Linked DNA regions of Homo sapiens: region 2 is linked to region 1. Evidence: chromatin loops called from intact Hi-C (ENCODE). Cell type or tissue: lower leg skin. All regions are shown on one strand. Each heading gives the region's core, and the rest is flanking DNA. Links, peaks and the distances in the headings are about the cores only. Region 1 has its middle 17 kb from the start of CYP2B6. Region 2 overlaps LOC124904790.

Region 1 (2,922 bases), core at 314-2,813:
CCAAAGGAGAGAGAACCTGGGCTTTCTTTATTATTATTATTGTCATTACTATTATTATTATTTTAATTGACACATTATAATTGTACATATTTATGGAGTACCGTGTGATGCTTCAATACATGTGTACAAAGTGTAAGGATCACAGATCCCGGTAATTAGAATATCTATCAACATAAAATAATATGAGAGTGATATATCATCATATTCATAGGTTTTTAAGATTATTGCACCAAATATGAAATTTCTTGAAATATTTCAGTGAAATATCTTGTGAAACCATTTTTAGAAATTTTGCCTACCTTGGTCCACCCTCCCACCCTCAAAGATTCATGTCCCTTTCACATGCAAAATATATTATTCCTCCCCTGAGGTTCCTAAGAGTTTTGTTCCATTACATCAATTCAAAGATTAAAATCTTATCTGCATATAATCAGCTCACAAGTACCAAATCTCGTTATATAAATCCGGTGTGGATGAAACTTCTAGGTATAATTTCTCGACATCTGTGGACCCTCAGCAGTGAAGAAACAAGTTATCTGTTCTCAATATACAATGATGAGACAGGCAATAGGATAAGAGTTATAGACATTCAAGTTCAAGAGAGGGAAAATGGAAGATAAAAAGGAGTGCCCAGCTCAAAGCACTTTTGAAATCCAGATGGAAAAACTCCAGCTGAAGCCCCTTGGTTAGGTTTCAGGGCCCAGGAAAACTTCTCCATAGTTTTTGATCCTGTCCTCTGGGCTTTTGGCTATGCCCTGTGTGTGCTGTTAGTGCTGCTAAAACAAAATACCTGAGGATGGGCAAGTTATAAAGATTAGAAATTTATTTCTCATGGTTCTGGAGGTTGGGAAGTCCAAGATCAAGGAACCAGATGGATTGGTGTCTGGTAAGTTCTGCTCTCTGCTTCCAAGGTGGCACCTTGTTGCTGCCTACCCTGGAGGAAAGGAATACTTTCCTTTCCCATATTATTTTACGTTTATTATTATTATACTTTAAGTTTTAGGGTACATGGATCTTCAAGGATCCAGAACTAGAAATACCATTTGACCCAGCCATCCCATTACTGGGTATATACCCAAGGATTATAAATCATGCTACTATAAAGACACATTCACATGTATGTTTATTGCGGCACTATTCACCATAGCAAATACTTCGAACCAACTCAAATGTCCATCAATGATAGACTGGATTAAGAAAATGTGGCACATATACACCATGGAATACTATGCAGCCATAAAAAATGATGAGTTCAAGTCCTTTGCAGGGACATGGATGAAGATGGAAACCCTCATTCTCAGCAAACTATCACAAGGACAGAAAACGAAACACCACAAGTTCTCACTCATAGGTGGGAATTGAACAATGAGAACATTTGGACACAGGGAGCGGAATATCACACAGCGGGGCCTGTCGTGGGGTGGGAGAATGGGGAGGGATAGCATCAGGAGATATACCTAACATAAATGACGAGTTAATGGGTGCAACACATCAACATGGCACATGTATACATATGTAACAAACCTGCACGTTGTGCATGTACCCTAGAACTTAAAGCATAATAAAAAAATAAATAAAATAAAATAAGAAGAAGAAAAAATTAAATCTAAGTAAAGCACTTAGAACAATGGCTGGCACATAGCAAATGCTGTGTTAGTTGCTGTTCTTCCAGGCCAGAAGCGACACAGACAAGTTACCACCAGGTGGCGCTGTATTCCTCCAGCTCCACAGGTTACTCAGGCTCAGAGTCTGGGGGTGCATCTCAACAGCCCTGAATTTGAATCCTGCTCTGCCACTGCCTAGTCGAGACATTTCACTACATGCCTAGCTGAGACATTTATTAGCTCTAGGCCTCATTGTATTCATTTCATTTCATTACTTTTTTTTCTTTTTTTTTGAGACAGAGTCTCACTCTGTTGCCCAGGCTGGAGTGCAGTGTCACAGTCTCAGCTCACTGCAAACTTCGTCTCCAGGGTTCAAAGGATTCTCCTGCCTCAGCCTCCCAGGTAGCTGGGGTTACAGGCGCCCGCCACCACGTCTGGCTAATTTTTGTATTTTTAGTAGAGATGGGGTTTCACCATGTCAGCCAGCCTGGTCTGGAACTCCTGACCTCCTGTGATCCACCCACCTCAGCCTCTCAAAGTGCTGGGATTACAAGCACGAGCCACCATGCCAGGCAGAAAGCTGGTTTTCTTGAGAGGTGATGAAGACTTGAGGCTACGTCAATCATACCTGAGTTAGAATTCCAGTTCCAGCACCTACAATCTCTATTTCCTTTGATAAATGACATCACCAGTCTGCCCTTCAGTTCCCTCCTTTAGAAAATGAGTATTTTAACAAAACCTATCTCTGTATAACATACAGCAATCATGATGCCTACACCATGAGGATTCAGTGTGATACTGTAGGAAATCCTTTAACGCAAGGCTTGGCACAAAAAGACACTCCTATCAACCTTAAAATATTAAGACTAATATTAAACTAAGACTTGAGGGCTTGTTATATATCAGGAACATAACACCATGAATTCTCATAGCAACATCATGAGACAGATAATACTGTCATGATTTCCATATTATGGAAGAGGGAACTGAGGCTCAAGGAGATGTTACTTGTGGAAAGTCACACATTTGGGATTTAAAATAAGGCAGCCTGTCTCCAGAACCCATATTACTCACCATTATGCTAGACTGGACTCCCTCACCCTCGTAACCCATGTTGTGTGCCCAAAATTCAAGTTTCTTCTGGGCTTGAGGTCTTTGAACAGCTAGAGGTCTTCCATCCCTTCCATCTTCTGTACTGGAGTGGATGATTCAAGAAGTAGAAAACTGGCCAGGTGTGGTGGCTCACACCTGTAATCCCAGAACTTTGGGAGGCTGCGGTGGGTGGATCACCTGAGTTCAGGAGTTTAAGACCAGCCTG
Region 2 (2,922 bases), core at 287-2,786, 170 kb after region 1:
AGCTTTTCCCCCCTTTTTTCTTTTCTTTTTTTTTTTTTTTTTTTTTTTTTTTGAGATGCAATTTCACTCTTGTTGCCCAGGCTGGAGTGCAATGGCACAATCTCAGCTCACTGCAACCTCCACCTCCCAGGTTCAAGCAATTCTCGTCTCAGCCTCCGGAGTAGCTGGGATTACAGGCATGCACCACCACACCCGGCTAGGTTGTATTTTTAGTAGAGATGGGGTTTCTCCATGTTGGTCAGGCTGGTCTCAAACTCCTGACCTCAGGTGATCCTCCTGCCTCGGCCTCCCAAATTGCTGGGATTACAGGCATGAGCCACCAAGTCTGGCCCCCTTTTTTCTTTTCTTTCCTTTTCTTTCTTTTTCTTTCTTTTTTTTTTTTTTTTGAGATGGAATCTCACTCTGTCACCCAGGCTGGAGTGCAGTGGCATGATCTCAGCTCACTGCAATGTCCACCTCCCCAATACAAGTAATTCTCCTGCCTCAGCCTCCCGAGTAGCTGGGATTACAGGTGCACACCACCACGCCCAGCTAATTTTTGCATTTTTCATAGAAATGGGGTTTCGCCATGTTGGCCAGGCTGGTCTTGAACTCCTGACCTCAGATGATCCACACACCTCGGCCTCCCAAAGTGCTGGGATTACAGGCGTGAGCCACTGCACCTGGCTGGTTTTCTACTTCTTGAGTCATCCACTCCAGTACAGAAGATGGAAGGGATGGAAGACCTCTGGCTGTTCAAAGACCTCGGACCCAGAAGAAACTTGAATTTTGGGCACACAACATGGGTTACGAGGGTGAGGGAGTCCAGTCTAGCATAATGGTGAGTAAGATGGGTCCTGGAGACAGGCTACCTTATTTTAAATCCCAAATGTGTGACTTTCCACAAGTAACATCTCCTTGAGCCTCAGTTCCCTCTTCCATAACAGGGGAATCATGACAGTATTATCTGTCTCATGGTGTTGCTATGAGAATTCATGGTGTTATGTCCCTGACACGTAACAAGCCCTCAAGTGTTAGTTTAATATTAGTCTTAACATTTTAAGGTTGATAGGAGTGTCTTTTTGTGCCAAGCCTTGCGTTAAAGGATTTTCTACAGTATCACATTGAATCCTCATGGTGTATCCATCATGATTGCTGTATGTTATACAGAGATAGGTTTTGTTAAAATACTCATTTTATAAAGGAGGAAACTGAAGGGCAGACTGGTGAAGTCATTTATATATATCAAAGGAAATATAGATTGTAGGTGCTGGAACTGGAATTCTAACTCAGGTATGATTGACGTAGCCTCAAGTCTTCATCACCTCTCAAGAAAACCAGCTTTCTCCCCGGCATGGTGGTTCACGCTTGTAATCCCAGCACTTTGGGAGGCCAAGGTAGGTGGATCACAGGTCAGGAGCTCAAGACCAGCCTGGCCGACATGGTGAAACCCCATCTCTACTAAAAATACGGGCGTGGTGGCAGGCGCCTGTAATCCCAGTTACCTGGGAGGCTGAGGCAGGAGAACTGCTTGGACCCTGGAGGCAGAGGTTGAGGTGACTCGAGATTGTGCCACTGCACTCCAGCCTGGGCAACAGAGCGAGATTCCGTCTCAAAGAAAAAAAAAGTAATGAAATGAATAAAATGAGTCCTAGAGCCAGTAAATGTCGTAAATGTCTCAGCTAGTCAGGTAGTAAAAGGTCTCAACTAGGCAGTGGCAGAGCAGGATTCAAATTCAGGGCTGTTGTGATGCCTCCGCAGACTCTGAGCGCCACCTGGTGGTAATTTGTCTGTGCCTCTTCTGACGTGGAAGAACAGCAACTAACACACTAACACGGCATTTACTATGGGCCAGCCATTGTTCTAAGTGCTTTACTTAGATTTAGCTTTTTTTTTTTTTTTTTCTTTTTTGAGATGGAGTCCCACTCTGTCTTCCAGGCTGGAGTGCAGTGGCACAATCTTGGCTCACTGCAACCTCTGCCTCCCGGGTTCAAGCGATTCTCCTGCCTCAGCCTCCCGAGTAGCTGGGATTACAGGCGCCTGCCACCACGCCAGGCTAATTTTTTGTATTTTTACAAAATACAAATTACTAATTTTTTGCATTTTCACCATGTTGGCCAGGCTGGTCTTGAACTCCTGACCCCGTGATCTACCTGCCTTGGCCTCCCAAAGTGCTGGGATTACAGGTATGAGCCACCACGCCCGGCCCATTTAATTTAAATTAATTTATTTAATCCCTCCCCTTAACAACCCGCTAAAGCAGGTAAGTTATAATCGGCACCCCTTCCACTTTTCACCCTTTTTTTCTTTTTCATTTCAATATTTTTTGGGGAAACACTTGGTTTTTGGTTACATGGATAATTTCTTTAGTGGCGATTTCTGAGATTTTGGTGCACCCGTCACCCGAGCAGTTTACACTATACCCAATGTGTAGTCTTTTATCCCTCACCCCCCTCCCACCCTTCCCCTCTGAGTCCCCGAAGTCCTCTATATCATTCTTATGCCTTTACATCCTCATAGCTTAGCTCCCACTTATAAGTGAGAACATAGGATATTTGGTTTTCCATTTCTGAGTTACTTCACTTAGCATAATGGTCTCCAACTCCATCCAGGTTGCTGCAAATGTCATTACTTTGTTCCTTTTTATGGCTGAGTAGTATTCCTTGGTGAATACCTACTACTTTTTTTTTTTTTTTAGACGGAGTCTTACTCTGTCACCAGGCTGGAGTGCAGTGGCGCCATCTCAGCTCACTGCAACCTCCACCTCCCAGGTTCAAGTGATTCTCCTCCCTCAGCCTACAGGCACGCGCCACCACACCCAGCTAATTTTTGTATTTTTAGTAGAGACAGGGTTTCACCATGTTGGCCAGGATGGTCTGGATCTCTTGACCTCATGATCCACCCACCTCAGCCTCGCTAAGTGCTGGGATTACAGGCTTGAAT

Evidence for each region. A loop is a pair of places that touch in the nucleus more often than their neighbours do. Peaks named below come from ENCODE experiments on the same cell type or tissue, not always from the same donor. Only the 100,000 strongest peaks of a DNase experiment are listed, where the experiment ranks them.
Region 2: a loop joins it to region 1, with 4 times the contacts of the local background. A loop is called at or near these places in 77 of 110 quality-filtered maps.

Annotation. Positions count from the first base shown.
Region 1 is chr19:40,973,044-40,975,965 of GRCh38, forward strand. No RefSeq gene overlaps it. Among named protein-coding and RNA genes, the nearest start is that of CYP2B6, 17 kb to the right of the region's middle. In lower leg skin, for the core only: no CTCF peak of the experiment used is centred there; a DNase peak (open chromatin) is centred at 1,718.
Region 2 is chr19:41,142,850-41,145,771 of GRCh38, forward strand. The region is part of intron 2 of LOC124904790; the gene reads right to left. Among named protein-coding and RNA genes, the nearest start is that of CYP2F1, 30 kb to the left of the region's middle. In lower leg skin, for the core only: a CTCF peak has its summit at 1,782 (motif pointing left); a DNase peak (open chromatin) is centred at 1,756.